Linked DNA regions of Mus musculus: region 2 is linked to region 1. A link is a loop called in an ENCODE intact Hi-C map of the cell type or tissue named here. Cell type or tissue: left cerebral cortex. All regions are shown on one strand. Links, peaks and the distances in the headings refer to the core of each region. The heading gives the core; the rest is flanking DNA. Region 1 overlaps Fdx1 (ferredoxin 1). Region 2 overlaps Arhgap20 (Rho GTPase activating protein 20).

Region 1 (11,359 bases), core at 1,516-9,515:
TTTTGAATCATTACAATTTAATTTTAAATGCTATTGTATCTTCTTAGAACAGGTAGTATATAAAAATAAGTATTTTGTAGAAATTTTTTGTTCCTGTACCTCTGACCTTATTGTCAAATCACACGTACAAAACTGGTGTTCCCACCCCACCATGTTACACCTCGGGCAAGCACTGGCTGTGCCTAAATGGCTCTTTTCTGAGGGGTCTTTGGCTTGTTGCCATCTATGTCACCTGGGAAATACAGATTTCTGGGCTCAGGAAGTCTGTCAGATATGTTGTATTTATTTATTATTTTGTTTGTGCATGCACACACAAGCATATTTTTTATGTGTGGGCTTGCTTGTACCATATCACATGTGTGAAGATCAGAGGACAACTTGTGTGTGAAGGTCAGAGGACTCAGTTCTTTCCTTTTTTTCTACTGTGTGGGTCCTGAGGGCCAAACTGAGTTTCTTAGGCTTGGTGGCAAGCGCCTTTACCAGACGAGCTGTTTTGTCAGCCTAGCAGTGTGTAGCAAGCTGTTCCTGTGATGTGGACGGCACATGCTAGATTTGAAAAGCACTAGTCTAGAGCAGGGCTCCTTACATCTTTCCACTTGTAATTCCTTGTAGTTCAAGACATTTTATACAGCCTTGGGTGCTGTTTAGAGTTACACAAACCAGGCGTTTACTGGTAATAAATTATAAGTTTATTTTAAATCAAGTAGATGCTTGGTTTTTTATATAAAGAACTAAATCTTTTTATTTTATTTATTTTTTATTGGGGGGTGTTTTAAGGTGGAGTCTGTCTACATAGCCCTGGATGCCCTGCTGGTTTTGAACTCATAGAGCCAACTGTCTCTACCTCTCAAGTGCTGGGATTAAAGCCTGACTGTGTCACTTCAGGGCATGGTTTACTTCCCACTGTAAGAACTATTGCTAGTTCTTTTCTTCTCCATTTCTCATTATGTATTAAATCTGCCTCCATGTTAATGCTTTTTGCAATTTTTCTTATTAGAAGCAGCATCCCTCTCCTCAGATAATAAATGCTAAAAAGCTGTTTCTTGAGTGCTGGAGTCATAGGCATGGGCTCCCAAGCCCAGCTAAACTGCACTTTTAATTAAGTTTTGCTGAAGTTCTCTTTGACAGTGGGTTCTAGTGTGCTGAACAGGAATGGAGACTGGACTCTGGGGTCAGACAGATTATGGTTCTCAAACCAACTTTGTCACCTGAGACCTAGGGTGTGCTAGGAACTTCTTTGTGCCTGCTTTTATGGTCTGGAGAATAGAGGTGATAACAGTTCTGCCCGCCCTGTGTTGTTCAGGATGCAGCAGTGACGGGCTTGTCATGCGCTAAGTTTGGGAAGAGCAGTAGTGTTTGTGGCGTTTTAGTGTGGTCTGTTCTCACCCCACATATCTGGATCCGTGGAAAGCGCTGTAATTTCTAGTGTTGGTGAAAACTGTCTCTGTGTGACCGTGGAAGGCAGCCTGGGTCTGAGGTGCTCAGAGATGTCCCATTCCCAGAATATGGCCCCTGTTTTCCTTGCTGCAGTCTCCTAGAAGAGCTCAGTCTAGGGAGTGCCTTGATCCCTCTTGCAGGCTGCTGGTGGTGAGAGCTTTGTCTCTAGAGCATTCACATAGAGTGATCAGCTTGGTTGGTTTGTGAAACCAGCTGGGGTGAGCAAGAGCCAGCTACATAGTGAATGGAATACCTATGGGTGAGATGCCCACAGCAGGCTTTGAGCGGCTTTGGGATCTGCAAGGCCCAGAGACTCTACTTCTACTCTCACATCTCTGGCTGACCTTGAGGTGTCTTACAAGCAGGAGTGAAGACACAAATTGCTTGGTTGTTGAGGGGTTCACCTAGTTACCTGAGCCTCTTGGCACCAGCACGAAAGCCTCTGGCTATCATTTAGCTGGTCAGATTCCCATACTGAAAAGTTCAAGCTTTAGAGAATTTATGTAGAACAATGACTGGAAAGCAAATAGCAGCAATGACCACCAGTGAGCACAACTTAGCAAAGCTGGTGGCAGGGTGAGTTCCTATTCCCTGAATTTTCACATTGTGGTATCTGCAGTATGCACAGACAAAGACATTCAAGATACACAAAGAGCAATATAAGGTTCTTTTTTGGAAAAAACAAACAAACAAAAAGCTGTCAACATAAATTATTAATAAGGAGACCCAGGTGTTAGATTTATTAGACACCTTTTTGTTGTTGTTTTTTGAACAGGGTTTCTCTCTGTAGCCTCATCTGTCCTGGAACTAGCCAAAAATGTTAGGCCAGGTTTAAAAACTGTATGGCAGTGTTCTTTGGCATGTTCTAGACCTACATCTATATGTAGAAGCTGTTAACACACTCTGAGAACATGCAAAAGCAACTGTTTTTCCAGCCCTAAATGTTCTCAACTTAGATGAAAGCTGTAACCAAGCAGGGCTTTTTTTGTTTTTTTGTTTTTTGTTTTTTGTTTTTTGGCATTTTCTCTGTAGATTCAATTTCACTTTTAGAAAGAGACTCTTGTCCTGGCCAGTTTATTTCAGAGATGTTTCTAACAGAAAAGAGTAGCAAAAACAACTGCCCATCAACAGAGAACTGATAGTCATAGACTATAAGGCTGTACAGTTGTATAAGACAGTTCTAGAAGAGTTAAGAATTAAACACCAGAAGGGAGTTGTTTTGTTACAAAAGTCCTTCTACTGTATTTGTTATTGTTCTGTTGCTGTGATAAAACACCTGACCTACTGTATCCTTGTTGGCCTTGAAATTATGTATCTGAGGTCAGCCTTGAACTCCTGATCTTCCTTCTTTATCTCTGAGTATACAAGCCACCAAGCCTGATTTCTGTCATGCTGGAGAGGAAACCTAAAGCGTCATGTATGCTAGGCAAGCACTCTACATTCCAGTTCCACTTGATTGGCTTCAGACTAGCATCTTAGAGAAGTTAATTAATTTCTAAAAACATAGAAAAACACAACATCTTTTGCAGGAATTTTACTGTGAAATATTTATTTTATGAAGTGTTGGTGTAAAATTAAATACACACTGTGAATCAAAGTTAAAACAGTGTTTTCCCACTAATCCCTTTTTAGTGTGGTTGAGTAGGGTTTCCTGCCTAGGCTCGTTTGTCCACTCTGTCACTCAGTCTGTGGCTTTGGGTTAGGCCTAACTTCTTGTCTTGTCTTCTCTCTAATAGAGTGGGGCTAGTACTAGTATTTACTCCATACAGTTGCTACAAAGATCAAATGTGTTAGTCTGAGTGTATCAGGATCTTTTTTATTGTGATAAAACTCCCTTGACCAAAAGTGACTTAGGTAAGAAAGCGTTTATCTTGGTTTGCATATGGTTCCATATAGAAAGTCCATAATAATGAGGGAGACATGGCAGCAGGTGGTCTTGGCAGGAAGCTAACAGATCACATCTTCAACCACAGATGTGAAGGAGAGAGAAGGAACTGGAAGTGGTGAGGTTATAGACCAAAAGCCTGACCCAGTGACATGCTTCTTCAGCAAGGCTGTACCTCCTAAAGGTTTCCGTGGCATCCCCCAAAACAGCATCACTCACTGAGCTCGCCATGTGCCTGACCAAGTCCATGGTTTCTGCAGTATCTCCGTGAGATTCCATGTAATCTCATCTACTCTGTGACTATAAGCCCTTCCTAGATGCTGATAGAGATTAACTTTCCATCTTTGATTCAGTTCTCTCCTCTGATCATGAACTTGTAGATTCAACTCCCTACTTTATGTTTCTTTTTGGAAACCCCAAAGGTATTTAGAACTCAATTATTGATTTTTAAAACATGTACTTATCTCCTCCACCACATGTGTATAATACTTGTGTGTGAGTACAGGCACACACTTGCTATAACACGTATGTGGAAGGCTAGAGATAGGTTAGAGGAGTTTGTTTTTCCCACCATGTGCATTGTGAGCATAAATCTCAAGTCAGCAATCAAGCTTGGCAACAGTTGTCCTTACCTGATGAACCATGTTGCTGGTAAAAATCATGTTCTTAAAACAGCCTCCGCCCCTCCCCTAAAGCTTCCTCCAGCATTTCCTGTATTCATCATGAACACTATCCAGCTACTGCAGGCTGGAGCCTGAGCAGCAGGTTTTCTCCTGGTACATCAGCATCTTCTCTTCCTTAAGCCTCCAGACGCTTCTTTTGGCTCCATTATCTTTATCACTTGGCTCTATGAAGCCACTGGACCTGTGAACCTGCTTCCAATCGGAGCTCTGAAGCTGGGGTGATTGTCTGATATCAGCTGTATTAGTTTTCTGAGTAAAACCACAAAGGATTTGCCATTGCATTTAAGATTAAATCCATATTCCTCATTGACCTAAAAGGCTACACGTATTATGTTCCCCACTGCTCTTCCCCTCCCCCTCCACTTCTCATTGCTCTTCCTAGTGTAGCAATGCTGACCTCTTAGAAGCTTGAACTTACACCAAATCACCACTTTTCAAGACTTCATGTGCTCCTCTGCCAAGACACCTCTGCCAAGGTACCATCTTTTCTCCCTCATCCCACAAATGCATACTTACTATTCTGTATTAAGTGTCTTTGTATTAGTCCCTTATAGCATACAGGAGAAATGCATAGTAGATGGTGACAAATGTTATGGAAGAAATGGCTGGATTCTAGGGTGTAGGATACTGGGCTTAGGTAACAAAAGAAATCTTCCTTCACCTAACCACCCAGTCCCTAGTAAGGTTTCTCTCTTTACTCCCAACCCATTATAAACTTGGATCGCTTGTGGCACCCAGTCTGTGATAGTCTGTCATTGTCGGGTCTACCTCAGACCGTGCTTTCATAGCATTTACCACATTTCCGTAATTCACGTCTGTGTTCTGCTTCCATTGGTCTCTGGTGAGCAATACAGTCACTCTCAATTTATAACTTACTGTATATGAGGGAATGAGGCAATAAGTGAACCAAAATGGACAGTTGTAAACTTGGGAAGTAATACAATAAATAAATATTCTTTCTACCAACTTGTATGTTAATAGATCAGTTTTTCAGTATTGTGCGTTTCAGTACTCTGCCACTTGGGGGCAGTTACACATCTGTGATTAAATTGATCTAGCTCATCATTTCAAACTTTTTTTCTTCTGTATGTTTCATATGCCTGTTTTATGACTATCCAAGATAAGAGGTCCTAGTAATGTTTATAGAAGTCTGTATTTCTGCTTGCTGTTATGCGTAGCATTGCATTTCTCTTATGCTAGATCATCCTTTGAACAAAATGTTTATATATAATTTTATATTTTCAATCTGTAACTTCCAACATAGCTGTATTCTAGGTTTTGGTTAGGAAAGGGGTTAGGTATGGGTGGGTGGCCCACTTTATCTTAGCATTGTAAGTGGACAGAATGATCTTAACCCAAGACTTTCATATAGAAAACATCCTATTAGCACCCAAATTTCATAAACGGAGAGTAGAAATTTCACATATCTATAGAGTGTGCCTTTATTATCTCCATTCACTACTACTTCCCTCCAGCTTCCTTTAGTGTTTTCTACCCTGTCTTCCTTTAAACTTCTTGACCTCCTTTTGATATTAATAACCCCAAAGACCAATTAGTGCTGCTAACATGCATGAGTGTAGGGCCATCCATCAATTGGGGCATGGCCAACCTACCAGTGTTGTCATGTCCTCAAAAGAGAGTTACTCTCTCTCTCTCAGCAACCATCAACTGCCAGCAGTTCCTTTGCCAAGGGAACTCTTGCATCCATGCTGGATTTTCGACTGGCTTGATCCTGTGCAGGCAATCATAGCTGCTATGTATTGCAGAAGCTGTGCCATGTCCAGATGTCAGCATTTTACAGCTTTCCTCCTCATCAAACAGTGCTTCACACTCCTTCAGGCCCTCTTCCAAAATGTTCCCTGAGCCTTATCTCTACTTTCTTTGTCACTTTGACCAATTATGAGTCTCTGTGTTAACCATTACCTACTGCAAAATCAAGCTCCTTCCACCTGAGTTGAGAACAACACAAATCTATGGTTGTAAACATGAATATTTAGAAGGCAGTTGGACAGCTTAACAATAAATTCCCAGGGCCTGTGGTCTCTCTTGTCATGGACTTTTGACCAGATTTACAATAACAGGCATGAAATCCCTTCTGTGAAGCCAGCTTAAAATCCAGTCAGAAAGTTGTTGATTACCCTGTGACGTGACAAACATGCCACTGTTGCACCAAGGGCACATCTTGCCAATCAGGTTAGTATTGGAGCACGCAGGGTCTAGTGCTGGATGAGAACACTGATGCAGTTTCCTTCCTCAGCCTCCAGCAGCCTGAGAGTCTGACCATTTCCAAATAGTAATTACCACAACCCCTACGTTGCCAATACATATAATTTATTTATACTCATGATTCTTGTAACTCCTAGGTTACAAGAGGTTGGTATAGTTACTATTAAGATAATTGAAGCATGGAAAGTAAAGAAGCCTACCATGACATATAACGGGAGAGGTAGTTATAGGCGGGGAACTCCTATGCTCTTGAACTTCGTGTCTTGGGCCTTCCTGATGCTATCACTACTTTAAAATGGCTTTAATAAAAACGAAGGTGTTTCTCTTCTCTCTTTCTCTTCTATTTCTCTTTTTCTTTCTCTTTCTGTGTCTGTGTGTGTGTGGTTATGTGTGTGTGGTTATGTGTATTCTGTGTATGGTATGGAGTTTTCTTACTGTCTACCTTGTTGAGACAGGTCTCCTTGTTTTTACTACTGTGTTGTGTACTCCAGGCTATCTGGCTAGTAAAATTCTGAGAGATCTTGTGTATAAATATGTGTATGTGTGTTTGTGTGTGTGTGTGTACATATATGTGTGTGTATATCAAATAATTGGCTTTCTGGTTTATTAAAATTACACACTTGATTTCTGTACCTATTTTATTTGCCTGTGACCTGTGGTCACATAAAAATTTCTCACTTGGAAGTGGGACATGAGTGGAAAGTTCAGGAAGCCCTGGCTTATATGGTTGAATTTCTTTGTGAGGAGATTTCCAAATGAAGTCTGAGGCTGTTTCTCAGCAGACTCTGCCTTGATTTGGCTGGATGACATGATTTTGTTAGATTCCTTTGTAGGGTACCTGGATCATAATAAGAACTGAATAAATAACTGTTAAATTAATGGTTTAAAATTGAGCAAAGGTCTGGCAAGATGGCTCAGCAAGGAAAGGCACTTGTCAACCACATCTGGTAACCAGAGTTTGGTCATTGAAACCTGCATCATGGAAGGAGAGAACTAACTCTCACAAGCTGTTCTCTGACTTCCACATTCACTCTGTAATATGATGCACATATGCGCACATACATACATAACACACAAATGTAAAATAAATATAATCTAAATGTGGAACACAAATATTCACAGTATTTGAATCTGTGGTGCTTCTTAAAACATCTTGTTTGATTAAACCCAATTATTTAGAGGATTGAGAGAAAAGAATGATTATCTTTATTTAGGTGTAGGTTAGATGCTTTCTCTTATATAATGCAAGTCCTTATTGGTTGTTTTGAGCTCTCCAGACAAGGTGAATTATGTGCAAATGATTATATGCATCATTGCTATATGTATTTCAGAACGCATCTTTACGTGTCTGTGTGTCTCAGTTATGAACATGTATACATTTTAATATTCGAATTGTATGACCTTCATGGTCCCCTCACATTATCTGTTCAGAACCTTTGTGAAGTACTGAGTGATTTACGACTGTGTGAGGATGGGCGACCTATTCCTGACTCATGATTACTCAGTATTTCAGCCCTTTTAAGTGTGCAGCTGATTCTAAAACTAAAGTGCATTTCGCAGTAGCCAGGTGTGCACTGCTACAGTGGATGGTATGGTCACCTTGTGCTGCTTTGACAGGTGCGTGTGAGGGAACGTTGGCTTGCTCTACTTGTCATCTTATCTTTGAGGATCACATCTATGAGAAGTTAGATGCCATTACTGATGAAGAGAATGACATGCTTGACCTGGCTTTTGGACTAACAGACAGGTGAGTAGATTTTGTTGGTTTTGTTTGAAGGACAGGATTATAACTTTTGGTCAGGGTGACTCACACTCATGAGTGCAGAGATCACAGACATAAGGCACAAAACCTGCCTTGTCAGGTAAGGGTTTAAAGTTGCTTCATTGTTATCAACAACCTGGAAAAGTCTGTGTTAATATTCCTTTAGGTCTTAGGTCATACGCATGAGTAGAAGTGCCCTTGTGGGTATAGCACAAGTCATGAAGTCTGGGGATATTTCTCTTTCACTGTCCACAAGGCCTCCATGAAACTTCTCTTTTACAAGTCAAAGAATTAATTGGTAGTAATATAATTTCTAAATTGTAATATATCTTTTTAGTCTATTTATGCCAGGAATTAATATTTATCACAATTTATTAGGGTGGAATTAAATGGAATACTTTTTATAGTATTCTTGAAAGACAGATTTGATAATTGAACAAAATTATAGTGGAGATTTTTACCTGTTTCAGAGAATTGAGTTTTCAAAGAAACGTAATATATAGTAGTAATTATGTTAAGGTGACTAGTTATTTTTCTAAGTGTATGTTAAAGAAATTAATCAGAGCTTATTAATTAGTAGGTAGAGTTTCTCTTAAACATGGCAAGCTCCATAGAACAGATGGCATTAGTGATACTATTTTTTAATTCTCCAGTCTCAGAGTCAAGGAAGACTTCTCCTGGATTTACTGTTTCAAGGCATAATTAAGGAGGCTTATTACTTACTGAGAGTGGGCTTTGTTTAAGTATATTTTGCTACCTTAATGAATAATTTTTAAAAACTTTATTAGCTTACAAGAATTCATTTTATATTTTAAGCAGTTATGGTGGTAATAGTTTATTTATTTCGGTTTGTTTCTTTTATACTTCATCTCACTATTTTTCATTCTGTTTAGTTTTCAGTGCAAAGGGCCTTGCTCATGCTAGACAAGAGTGCCCTGTCAGTTATCTATATTGGGATAATATTACTATGTACTGTAAAGATTATCATAGTGTGTAGTTCTTACTATGCCACTTTAAACTCCAGCCCCCACCCAGGGAATATTGGATCTGTGGATGAAACACACACAGGCACACGCATGCATATACACACAAGCATACACACATGCGCACACACCTGAATTTCAACCTGCCTTATTGGTTCTATTGCTGGGTGCTTCTAATCTCCCTCGGCTAGCGTGCCCTTCCCAATACTCTTAGCTCAACACCTCTTAAACTGCCCTTAGCTTAGTTGCATTTCTAATCTCCTGCCTGGGGAAGCAGCCTATGGCTGCTCCACCTGAGATCCCACACGGTCTCCTTTTCTCCCTCCGAAGTATGATAAAATCTCCCTTCCTCTTTCTGTATCTCTTTGCCTCTTCCTGCAGGAACCTGGAAGACCCACCTATTTCCTTCAGCCCAGCAATTGGTCCCTGACATCTTTATTAATTGATCAAGAACCAAATGGGGAGTAGGACCTTAGCATCAGAACCACCCCATACAGATTGTCTCTGTATTATTCAAATGTTGATTTCTGTGATGGCAGAGAGTTGAATGAAGACTGGACTTTGGTATGGTTCACATAACTATATCATATTTTGCAAACACTCTCTCATCTTCTGATTGACTTATTAAAAAGCAGATGGTCTATAACAAGGCAGGAAGTAGGAAGTGAGACTTCTGGGAGGAGATAGGATCTCCAGGACAGAATTAGGCACAGGAGATTCACCACCAAGACAAGTAAGTCAGACATATGAAACTAGCCATGTGGCAGACATAGAATAGAATAAATAGGTTAATTGAATTATGAACTAGTTGGGGAACAAACCTAGCTTAAGGCCTAGACATAAATAAATAAGCCTCCATGTCATTATTCAGGAACTGGGGCAGACAGAAAAAAACCAAATGGTTACAAATGGCACCCCATGTTTGGTGCCAAATACTGTTTTTAACAAAATCTCAAATGTTTGATTTTACCAATGGGAGCCAACCAATGCTGGGGTGAACTTCGACTTCCTGTGTGTCTCTCTATCCATCATCCTGACTTCCTCTTACTCATTATGGTTATTTTCTATGTTTACTCTCTGACTGCTGGTTGCTTGCTCTGCCTCTTGACCTATGGCTGACTTTATTTAATCCTATTTACAATAAACAGAAAACTCTTGGATTAAAGGTGTGTGCTAGTGCTAAGCCACACCACAACTAGAAACAGGTTTTTCCAGTAAATAACACAGTCTTAGGGTTCACAGTGTGATCAGAATTCCTTCAACACAGTTCTGTCTCCAGCCTCACCTCTGTCTTATGGAGGTGAGACTAATACCTTTGGAAGAGACTGAGAACACCATACCTTTTTACATGCAAGCTCATTGTGTCAGGCTGCTCTGACCCAGAGCTCTTCTCTGTCCTCATGTGTGCCTGTTCTCCCATCACTACCTGCAGTGCTCTGCTGAGCCTCACTGATAGGTGCTTCACTTTGTAAATTAATAGTTCCTTGTGGAGTAGCCTTGTCTCACTCATCATATGAGCATGTGCCGTGTCTGACTAGCTCACTAAGGCCTCCCAAGTCTAAAGTCTATCTGGATTGCCTTTTGTTTTGTTTTGGTTTGTGGGTTTTGTTTTGTTTTGTTTTTGGCTCTTGCAGATAGAGCTCAGTGCATAATTGGGTATTGTCAAGGCTGTTTCTAGTTCTACAAAGAACTACTGATGGGAGATGGGTTGATTTTTTTTTTTTTTTTTTTTCACCCATCATCAAAACTCCCTATGGTTAACCTGGCTTTCTCATTCTAGGACTCCCTAGTGGTGCCTCACTATGTCTAAACTTATGTGTTACCCTGGCGACTTTTAAGCTACAATTCTCCATGTAAATTTTCTCTTTCTCAAAGAAGACTCTGGGGATTGAATTTGGGACTTTTGGACATGAGGCATGTGTCTATCACCGAGCCACACCCTAGCCCATTGCTTGTCTTGTCAGCAAAACTGAAGCATCTGCCTCAGCTCAGATGTTCCTTTGAGCCTCTTATGTCTGTTACCGTGACCTCAAATGCTCTTCTCAAGCTGGTTTGCCTCTTATAAATGTTCAATCTTGTTTACCCTTCTAGATACCATCTATCCTGGCCAGAAGTATGGGTGTTTCCTCAAAGGGGTTTTATTTTTTCTGCTTGTGTGTCATTTGTCACAGTCTCACATGCTAATTATCAGTGAGTAGTCTCATCTCATCTGTCTGATTGAAAGTTCACTTCATACTGCTGACATTGGCAATTAGTGTCTTCAGCAGCCCTACGAGCAAGCCTTTTATTCTCCATTGTGATGATCAGGCTAGGAAATCATAGAAGTTGCCCTTAAAAATTCTGTCAGTGCTGCTTTTGAACCATTGGTCTGTTTGGCTCTGAA
Region 2 (11,359 bases), core at 1,759-9,758, 120 kb after region 1:
TAATTTCAAAGACTCCCTTGTATCAATCACTTGGTTATAAAGTAACTCAACGTGTTCTTTCCTCAGAATAATCTGCTTGAGCCAAATTGGGGAATGCTAAATGAATGAGCAACGTTTTCCTAAACGGCATCTTGACCATGAACCATCGCCCGTACTTATCTTGTTGCTCCTGTAAGCAGGAACCACAAGGAGGTGTGAAGTTCTCTTGACAGTGGAGTCAGGAGCCTACTTAAACTTCAGGTTCCCACATCCATTTAGATTTTCCTATTTCCTTAACTTTACCTAGGAGCATGGTTGTGGGCTATTAAAGCCATCCTGATACCATCCTGGCAGAGGGCATCTCTTGTACTCATTTTCCATGGGTTTGACAGCTGTTAAGTGTGCAGCCATGAAAGATGATCGTCATTCTGCTCAAATATAGTCCTTCCTTCCTGCTGGGATCTAACTTCCATTCCAAACAGAAAGAAGCAGGAAAGGGAGCCAATCCTGCCTTAAATCCAGGGAGGAATTTGCCCATCAAACCACGCAAATGTCTGTAGAGCATGAATGACAATTTTTCTGTCTGGTTTGTACCTCCTAACCTATTTTTACAAAACTCTCATATTTGGTTTTAGCCTTCACACACGTAAGAATGATCTATCACCAAATTACATACCCAGTTATCCTATGAGCGTAGAGGGAGGATAAAGTCAAAATTGAATCATGTACCTAAATATTTTTAGTGTCAGTCATACTGTTTGTTGTGCATAAAATTAGCGAGAGGCGTCAGGTTCCCTGGGGTTGAGGAAACACTGATGCTTATTATTATTTTTGCAGCATTTCAGTGCATACTTCTTTCCTTTTATTTTTTTTAAGAATTATTAATTTACTTTATGTATATAACTATACTGTAGCTGTCTTGAGACACACCAGAAGAGGGCATTGAATTCCATTGCAGAAGGTTATGAGTCACCATGTGGTTGCTGGGAATTGAACTCAGGACCTCTGGAAGAGCAGTCAGTGCTCTTAACTGCTGAGCCATCTCTCTAGCCCTACTACTTTTTCTTTTTAAATGGCAAAGGCTGACACCAAAAGATGCAATTGCCAATACTACTACTACTGATTATTAATAATCGTAATAACCAAAGCCACAAGGGTAAACACACAGTAAACAATGTGTAAATTTAGCCTTCCTAGATCCTTCCCATGTTTACATGACAAAGCTTAATACTAAAAATATTAATTTATACAACTTCATGGTTAAAGAATAACAGTTGTTAACCGAAAAGCTTTAACTTTAACTTGAAAATCCCTTCTGGCCATACAATTAAGTATTTCCCCCAAAGAGTAGCACATGCATGCGGGCAACAGGGCACGAAGGGGTGTCTGCGTTCTACCGTCTTCTATGAAGGTCAGTTCACCTTCAGGCTAGCCCTGGATCTGAAGGTGTGGTTCAGGTCACACTTCCCACCAAAACTGCTCACCCAGAGTCTCACTCTGGCTGCAACTAAGCGGGGCCATCTTTATTCACCTCCTGCTGTGTCTTCCACTGAGCAAAAGCCTCGGGATGCATGTTCTCAAGGTCTAGTGACACAGCTGATCTTTAGGTGTTACACAGGATACAGGTAAGAGGCACAGTAGGGGTAATGATCTTCTAGAAGGGACAAAGGTTTGCCAGGAGTGACATTTAGGTACTGAGTGTGAATAAGTTTAATTTTTATATCTGGAACCTTCCAATACAGTAGATGGGGCTCGTTAGAGACTAATCACCCCGAGGATAAATCTCAGGAATTTTTTTCTAGATCTAGAGGAACGTTTATTTTATTTACTCTTTAAACGTTTGGTTTACTTCCTTAAGACTAAAATTTAAAGGTTCTTTCATAATAGAAACTTAATCCAAAAAGCTTAAAATTCGTGAGTTTTCATAATTTAGGTATTTAAAGCCAGTTTTAACCAACCCCTACTCCTTTTGGGTGGCAGGTACAACACAATTTCATGAATATAGCCTTGGCTAGACCTCAATTCTTTATCTTTAAAAAAAAAGATTTATTTATTTTTATGTGCATTGGTGTTTTGCCTGCATGTATGTCTGCGCGAGGGTGTCAGATCTCCTGGAACTGGCATACAGTTGTAAGCTGTTAATGTGGGTGCTGGGAATTGAACTTGGGTCCTCTGGAAGAGCAGCCAGTGCTTCTAACACCTGAGCCATCTCCCTAGACTTCTATCACTTTTACCTTAATTTCCTGAGAAGGAGATATTTTTCTTAACTAGAGGAGCCCCCTCTCAGTAATGTAGATAAACAGTTTTGTGACTAATTATGGCTGATTTTAACCAGGCAGCATAAAATATTATCTCCTTGACAAATCAGATATTTTCTACACGACAGACCATGGTAAACTGGAACTAAGCAATTTACAATTTTAAGTTCTGTGGATCTAAGAGTCCTGTGCACTTGGCAAATACAGGCACATTCTATACACTTAAAATATGTGCTGAGACTTTCTAGGTCAGGCTTCTAGGCTGATAACAGCTGTGATGGAAGGTGGTGAGAAAGAGTGAAGATGGAGTAGTGTTTTATTTGTTTGACATGGTGTCCTGCTCTATAGTCCAGGCTTGCCTCAAACTTGTAGCAATCCTGCCTTACCCTCGAGAGTTTCTTTTTTAAAGTCTGATTTATACCAGTGATGAACTGGACCACATGGAAATAGAGTGGCAGAGGCAGGCAGAGCACTGACAGTGCTTCTACCAGGTGTGGTGGTGGTCAGGGGTCTGTTTCACGAGAATTCATGTTAACAGGCAACACACAGTAGGGCAGCCAGCATGGGGGGGGGGGTTAATTTCTACTGTCCTATGCTTCACAATAGCACATGTAGTCCGAGGAAGCTCATCTATCAATCAAGGATTCATTAAAATGCTAAGTGCGAGGTAAAAACTGCTGGATAGCAGGAATACCATCATACGGAGCCCGATAATTTCATCTAGATGCTTTTCTGTAACATTCTTTTGTTTGTTTTTCAGGACAGGGTTTCTGTGTGTAGGCCCTGGCTGCTCTGGAACTCGCTGTGTAGACCAGGCTGGTCTCAAACTCACAGAGATCCACCTGCCTCTGCCTCCTGAGTGCTGAAATTAGAGGCATGTGCCACTGCCATCTGGCTTTATCGTAACATTCTTAACTTGTAATTCTCCTGCCTCAGAATCCAGAGTGCTGGGATTACAGATGTGTACCACCACACCTGGCTCTAATCTAAAATTGTAAGATATGAAACAATCACAGTAAAGCCATTCTGAGAACACTTTGGAACAATTAGAAGTTATAAGTGCACCCGAATTCCAGCAGTATTCTCCCTCCCTTCCTCACTAACTTTTGATGTAGAGCAAAGAAAATTTCCACATTTCAAAACCCATGTAACAATCTGGGTGAGGTGACTGGTTTACAGTGAAATGCTAAGAGGCAGTTGCCAAAAGAAGAATCTAATAAAATTCTACAAATGTAATGCAAGAGAGAGATAGGCACAATTAAAATGCATTTTTAATAATGGCATCAGTATTTAGCTACACTTAGCTGTGTGAAATGTTTTAAGTTAAAATATAAAAGTCATAGAAACACTTGTGTTCAATTTCTGTGATTGGATCAAGAACTTCAAATTCTAAAGCAAAATGCTATGTCTTTCCCCCAAATTCATCTCTTCATCTGCAGACACTGAGTTTGATTTATAAACTCTATCGATAAGAAATCTGTGGAGATTGCTTCTCTCATGTATCCTCTAAATACTTTTCAGAATTTCATTGGCAATACTTTTTACTATTGGGCCCCTTACAGAAAAAGCCAGGAAGTTCCGAGAAGGCACTCTCCACGGAAATCTATGTACCAAACACTGAGAAACTACAGAGCTGAGTGAGTCGAGGCTGCTGCAGGGAAGGTGACTCCTATGATCCAGAGCAGAGGCCTTAACTACACTCTTCCTCCATTTACCCTGAGCATCAAGGATGCAAGCACCATCTGTATTTCCAATAGAAAACAAGAGAATGCAAGTCAATGGATAGAGCGGACAAAACCCCAAGTAATTACTGTGATGAAATAACAAACTTGAAAATCATGAGTTTAAAGGTAGAAGAGTCGGACTATCATTTCCCTTGGCTCCCTTAAATTCCTATGGGAATTTTTCATTCATCTACTAAAAGGCCCATTAACTTGTTCATTCATCCAGTAAGTATTTACCGGATACTCAGATTCTCCAGACCAGCATCTGGCCTTCTCATTTTAGGGGATAAAATCAAGGATCTTTCCAAAGCAGCACCTCAAAATAACCCAAAGATGTGCCCAAGCAGCCTTGGAACCCCAAACCCAGTTTACTGTTATAGGAGGGAAAACGAGGGTACAGATTTAAGTACATTTGCACAGCTGATGTCTGCTCGGACTGCAGTGAGCTGTAACATCTGGGGCCAGGTCACCAGGCACTGGCAGGGCTGACGTGTGTGTGGAGGTGTGCATGAGACAGGTGATCAGATTGCCCAGCCAGGATGAATGAATGTCTGGGGTTGGTCATTAGTGACGATGCCACTCTGCCCTTCTGCTGTACGGGTTCTTCAAAGTGCTCAGCAGACATCTGGAGTCGGGACTGTGCTGGGCATGTAGTGAAGTGAGTGGGGATGAGAGCTCAAGTCATCTGTGAGAGAGATGGTGCTAACTGAATGTATGGATACAGAAGCAGGCAAACACAAGCGGGAGATGTGTGAGAAAGCGGTAGACTGGGTAGGTGAGGGAAAGGAATACGGAGTAGAATCGGGAGGTGAGAGGAAGAAATATGGGCTTACAGATCGGATAAACTTAAGGAGCAAAAGCTGTTGCAACAACACCCCCCCCCCACCTTTATTTCTTTTAGCCCAATAAAACCTCAGAACTTAATGGGATGAACACTGAGTTTGTCAAACACTTAAAGCGGGAAAACCTTTTTGTATAATGAGTATTCATTACTACGTCCCTCTAAGTTTGGATAACTAAACACACATTTTTCTTAAAGCAGGGTCATTTAGCAACACGGTTAGAAATGGAGAAAATGAAAATGAAGTGCTTCATCTGGCACCCAGCTGATGCCAAAAATCTGTCCTGTGGAGGGAGGGTGGGTGGCCTCTCTTTAAATCTTACTCCCGGAGTTAGTCTGCAGAAGGCAATGTCACTATCCGCTGGATCAGCTGACCAAGGCAGACGTAGAAGTACAGTATCCATTTCCTATCACCCTTAGACTTTCTGGTCTCAATTTTCTCTTGTTTAATACAGTCTTGCTTCAGACTGAGCTCTTTAGTGCAAGCTTGGGTCAGGGCAAACTATAATGCTCTTCTGTTGAACACCACAGCTGCCATAATACAGCCTTTATTATAGGGTAGCAGTGAGGCAGCTTTGCTCACAGGGAATTCATGGTAGATCAGTAGGCTAAGGGGAGACCTCGGCAGAAATCATATTAGTCTTCACACAGTTATCAGGGCCGGGATCCCTCCCGGTCAGGGCATCATGGTCTTCTGACATCCACGATGGACAGGCTCCCTTTTATAACGTGATCATTTAGAACACACAGTGGAGTGTATTACCATACAAAGAGGGCATTGATGCACCTGCAGCATCGCCCAAGCCTTGACTCTGCAGTGGGCAGAAGGTTGAAGGGGGAAGACTGGCAAGGGAAGAAGGGGCAGATTCTGGCCTCCTGTTCTGAGTATAGGTCAGTTAACACCTACAGCTAGTTTACAGAACCATCTTCCAAAATTCTGTTTTCTTCTCTTGAAAATTCATATTTGCAGGTTCATCTGGGTGGAAGTTGGGTCTTTGCCTTTGTGTCCGGGAATGCGAGCTTTTGCTGAAAGGGGGGGTTCTAGGAAGGAGGGGGAGCAACTCACCGCTCAGTTGCTGGGCTGTCGCCAGGCGGGTAGGTTTCAGGATGAACTGGCATTGCATCTCGCGGGGCAGCTGCTCCATGAGGAAAGGCTCTTGGAGCTGGGATGGGCTGGCAGAGTCTCTTGATCCCTGCGTCAGAAGGGCAGTGTCTCGGAGGTGGCTCATTTTAATTCCATAAGGATACTCGTGTCCTACAAGAAGAAGAAAATCCAAATGCAGACTTCAGGCTGGGCGAGTACCTCGGGCGAGTGCTGCAAACCGGAGCGCACTGTGACTTACACCTGGGCCATCTGGGATAAAGAATGCTTTTGTTCAGTGAGAGATCCATGTGCCCAGTCTGCAGCCGGGGCCTCTGCATATTGCAGGTGGCTCTACCAAATCTGAGAGGTTGTCTCACAGCAGGTGAAGGGTAAGCGGAGGGAAAAAAAACTCTTCAAAAGATTCCTTAGAATGACTGTAGACATCGGTTTGTGGGTTGCATAATTGACCTTTTCTACGTTTGCATCAAGAATATCTAAGAGCTTCTAAAAATGAGGACAAAGAAGCCTGCCTGGTAAAGATTACTCCAACCTAGCCATTGATTGGTGAGCCCTCGCACCCCATAGAGCCTTCCTCAACAAAAGTTTGCATTCCTGAATATACACTTAATATGTAGGTGTGGTGGCTCATGCCTGAAATATCAACACTTGGGAAGCTGAGACAGGAGTATCGCTCTGAGTTTGAGCCCAGCCTGGGTGCCAGCCAGACTGAAAGTGAGATAGGACCTAGGCTACAGAGTCCATGTCTCATCCCCGCACATTTCCCAAAGATTCACCCTGTTATCTAGCACATCTGTATAAAAAAAAAAAAAAACATTTGCTTATTGTTGGTTGCAGAATTAGTTGTTCAGCAGCCCTGGGACTGGTATTCCTAGGGAACAATCTAAAGGAAACTGTAGTGGGTTCAGAATACAGATACAGATGCAACAACGAATTGACAAACCAGAGCATGGACATCTGACCTTAACCCAGTTTTTGTTGGTTAGTTCTCCAGGTAAATCATGGGTGTGGTTCAGTCCTTTTATCCTGCCATGCTGCAGATTTTTAAAGCCAAGACAGCATGTTTTCACTTAGACTCACTGAATGTAACTCAGCAAACCCTTCCTTTGCACTTGACACAGGCATAAAAAGCAAATGTGTTATTGACATTTACACACATTACAGAAACCTCTAAAGACTAAGGCAAGAAGACCTCCATACCAGCATAATTCAAAAGTAACCTTGAAAAACAATGGGCCACTAATCCACACTGCTTTGTAAGTCAGAAGTTTTTTCATTGCACAGTTTAGAGTTGTGGTTTTCAGTGAAGTTGAAAGTGGCTCTGTGCCTAAGAGTTACGGTCTTAGTTCTAACGTAATAAAATTATTTGTCATTTTTTAAACGATATCTTCTTGTTGCCTATTCGCTTTTGCATAAATGACGTTTAAAACCAAACCTGTCTGAGGAAACTGGCTTTGCCTTCAGCATGGCATGACAGCGTCCTATTTTCTGCATGGCAGAATATACAAGCATTTTCTAGATAAGTTTGTTTTCAATTCCTAAGATCACTTGAAATACTCAACCATCCCAGAGTGACCTCGCACGGGCGCATGCTGCACAGCCTCCAACAGGCAGGCGGCACTCTAAAATTGCTAACTGTTGTTATGGTTATCATTTGGGGAGCTGAAACAGATACCAGAATTTATTTTAATTACCATATTTCTGTTAATTACAAAGTGGAATTACTAACCAGAAAATACTTTCAAATAAATAGTGGAAATAAGGTAAGTTAAAATTTACTTCTCGCTAATTCCTCAAAACAGCAGGAATTTGAATTTCAGGCCAGTCTGGACATTGTCTCCCAGGCAAAAAAGGAAAAAAAAAATCCTAAAAACAAATGGAACTTTGGCCTGGAGAAATGGTAAGGGGAATATACACTAGTTGTTTAGCGAGTCAGTGAAGACTCTCAGGAGTCAAAATGTGTTAGTGTCACTTCCTCTGATGCTAAGGGAATTCTGGGAGAGAGCAGATGTTATGTACTCAGGGGTGGGTGACAGTACACCACTGTACCACTCACAGTACTCTAGGTATTGAGGCAACCCTGGTATTAAAGTAGGAAAGACAAGTGGCAATTCAAGATGCTGAAAACCAGACGTGTGCATGGAGCGAGAGGAATTTCAATGTGCACTGCTCTCTCATGAAGAAGATACCCCATCATAAAAGGCTTGGTAAGATCTGCTTGTAAAGTAAAAATACCAAGAGGAGAATGTCTATTGTCTGACTGTAATCATTAGCAGCCCGAGAGAAACGATCCCATTGTCTGGTTCATAGTAAACACCCGATACAGTAACATTTAGGCTTAAGACCGTAGAGCCAAAGCAATGTGAGGTTATCTTAGACTTTGACAGACACTCACCAATGAGTGGGTACGGTGCCGCTTCTTTTCCAGAATTTACCCACAGTTGGTAATCTCTCTCAGAGCCCTTGAGATAAAAGGATTAAAAAAATCAAAACAAATCCTTCATGTTAGGTACTTGAGTGAGGAGGGAGTTTGGGGCATTTTCCGCTCTTTAGATTCACGGGTGCATCTGGCTTGGGCGGGGTAGTAGTACTCATTCCTACAACCATATCCTATTCAAAACCAGGATCCATCATTGTTGGTCCCCTCATTCCCACAGCCCCTGAGCTGACTGGGGATCTGCAAACTGCAGTGGGATCAGACCTTCCTATCAGTGGCCCACAGAGTGTGAAAGTCTAAGAAAGGCCTTCGACAAGGGAAGAATATACTTCCTGGTTCTAAATGGCTGATCCTAACTTCTGAGATCCCCTCGTCGTCTCAGAGAATACTGGACATAGCGTCTAATGTACCCCTGCCAGACAACCTTTCTGTCTATGAGACTATAACGTCAATCTCAGAGGCTGCCTATTTATTTAGCTCAGTGGGCTCTGAGCAGACTGACCAAGGGGCTTTCTAGAAATGGATAGCTGGTTGGATGGACTTCACTTTGAACAACTCCATCCAGTCCTGGGGACACAGGGTTAAGAATTCTCCTACAGAATAGGCCCAATCATGGAAAACAAAGTATTTATTAGTAGAATTATAATCTAACAAAACTATAAATCCCACTTGAAAGAAATACTAATTATGTGGACTTTGCTGAATCCTCCAGGAGGGATACGGCAGAATTCTTATACACAGCCATAATAGAAATATTTGAGTCTGTTAGAAGCATTTCACTGTCCTGCCTTTAACTTGCAATTAAAAGTCAGGGTCCTGGCTACTGTACATGTCGTATAGATTGCGCCTGGCCACATGAGCAGGCACACAAAGATCACTTAGCCTCCACTTTGTCCTTTAGACAGAGAGGAACAATCTAATAAAAATACATTTTAGACAACGCTGTCAGATATCTCTTAGCATGGGTGTCATCAAATAGTCTCAACTTCTATTTTTCTTTTGAACCTGAGCAGATCAGCTTTTAAGGAAGCCTAAGAAAATACATCGGGGTGGTTCATCTTCCTTCCTAGCCTAAAACTATGCACTGTGTTTGTGCAGGTTAGATAGCAATGCAGAAAGCCCCACTTTACTCTGTGTATAAAATTTAATTCTATTTCAATCATATTACTAACTTTTACTTATTTTATCCCAGATTTTGGTTGCCTGGAGTCATTAATGGGCTTAGCAGCACTGGATAAGAGCGAACCTAAATAGACACAGTAATGGTGTGTCTATCTTCATTCTATCTGTTATACCACAGCCTAGCTTTAAATATTTATCACATTTATTAACTCTGTGTGTACATGCACATGTGCAAGAACACACACATACACACACACACACACACACACACACACACACACACACACTATAGCAGCATGACAGAATACACGTGGTGTTCAGAGGAAAACTTCCAGGGGTCAGTTCTTTCTTTGTACCAAGTGGGTCTTAGGGATGAGACTCAGGTCATCAGGCTTGGCATCATGCACCTGTACAACAGAGCCATCTCTATGGCTCATATTGCAGGGTGTTTAAAAATAACCTCACAAATGCTTTTTCTTACTTTTTCTTACTTTCCATTCTTCTGAAGTCTCCCTGTTAATAGAAGGGTTCTTTGCGGGGTGCTAGCAGGGGGACCAAGGGAGAAGCTGTCCAGTTCTCCCCCTGACCTCAATCTCAATATTCCAATCATTTCCATTAACAACATTTCACAAACTCACCCCAGAAAACAAAGGGTCAGGTTAAAAGCGAGACAGACTGACACAGCAAGGACAGTAAGGCCTTCAAATCCATGGCAGAATTCAAAGCTGTGCTTTTATTTACTGATTCTTAAGAGGAACCAGATGTCTTTTTCGGGACTTGAAGCCAGTCAGTATGAATGCAAAAGTATACAGCAAAGCAAAGCCTTGAGACCTGGTAATTGTCCTTAGATTGAGTCTTAGAATAAAAACAGTATCTGAAGGTCAAGGTGGAACAGAAGGAGGGAGTAGCAGAAGTTAAAACTCTCTCCTGCAATTTTCACCAGATTTTTGTGAATGTACATAGGACATATAATAAAATGTGTATTATTACTCTAAAGTTCTACTTTAACCATTATGGTCTTTGGGTCACAGTAGTGTTAAAATAGACAGCACCCATTCATCGTGCTAACATAGGAACTTTCCTGTTTTCTACATTTGGGGCTGGGGACAAATGTAACTTTGTTATTGGTTGTGTTGTAATGCAAGGGACTATACTTACATCTGAATTACCATGTATTATTTTTGAAATCAAAATATCAAAGTTTAAGGAGTATCTTGGTGGCGGAGGCAAAAAAAATCACATTCAAGGTTCAAGGCCAACCTGGGTTACACAGCAGGAACATGTTTCAAAAGGAAGACAATAGAGGAGAGGTAACTTACAGTTATTCCTAACATTTGCAGTGACATGTTGATAACTTCACTCGCTGTGTCTGAATTCATCACTGTTATAGTTTTAAACTGTAGGGAGAGAAATAGAAAAACGTAGTCATAAATGAAGAGTTCACCATTTTTAAGCAAGCAGAAATACAGTAGATCTTTGTCTGTTTTGTCTTAGTTTCTTCTATTTTACTGAAGGAGATAGGTAGTTTCTTAGCCCAAAATTTTGAATGTTTTCTTCAAGCAGTAAGGTCTGGCTTTTAGGAGTTGGTCAGAATAGTTAACTTTTTAAAAGCAAATTAAAACATAATTCTCATGAACTACATTTGTGCTCACAAGGTGTCTGTTACAGAGAGCTGCTGTGTAGTCTACAGCCCACAGCATCATAAGAAGGCCCCTTCCCATCCTGTTCACAGTTGATAACAAGCTCAGCTCTTGGGCTACAATTTCAGCCAAGAAAGTCCCCATAACTGGGGCTAAAGGCTGAATGTTTACCATAGGAACATGGCGATTCCTAGATGATGTCATATCATTCAGATCTGTTCCCTGATCTCGGGGATTTCATTCATAAGAACTCAAA

What was found. A loop is a pair of places that touch in the nucleus more often than their neighbours do. Peaks named below come from ENCODE experiments on the same cell type or tissue, not always from the same donor. Only the 100,000 strongest peaks of a DNase experiment are listed, where the experiment ranks them.
Region 2: a loop joins it to region 1, with 2.3 times the contacts of the local background. A loop is called at or near these places in 2 of 42 quality-filtered maps.

What each region holds. Positions count from the first base shown.
Region 1 is chr9:51,945,196-51,956,554 of GRCm38, reverse strand. Fdx1 (ferredoxin 1) reads left to right here. Exons shown (of 4, transcript NM_007996.2): 3 at 7,849-7,978. Among named protein-coding and RNA genes, the nearest start is that of Fdx1, 13 kb to the left of the region's middle. In left cerebral cortex, for the core only: a CTCF peak has its summit at 5,018 (motif pointing right); DNase peaks (open chromatin) are centred at 5,024 and 5,782.
Region 2 is chr9:51,826,337-51,837,695 of GRCm38, reverse strand. Arhgap20 (Rho GTPase activating protein 20) reads right to left here. Exons shown (of 15, transcript NM_175535.4): 7 at 10,783-10,860; 8 at 8,300-8,366; 9 at 5,869-6,057. Among named protein-coding and RNA genes, the nearest start is that of Arhgap20os, 44 kb to the left of the region's middle. In left cerebral cortex, for the core only: no CTCF peak of the experiment used is centred there; a DNase peak (open chromatin) is centred at 6,120; H3K27ac peaks cover 533 bases.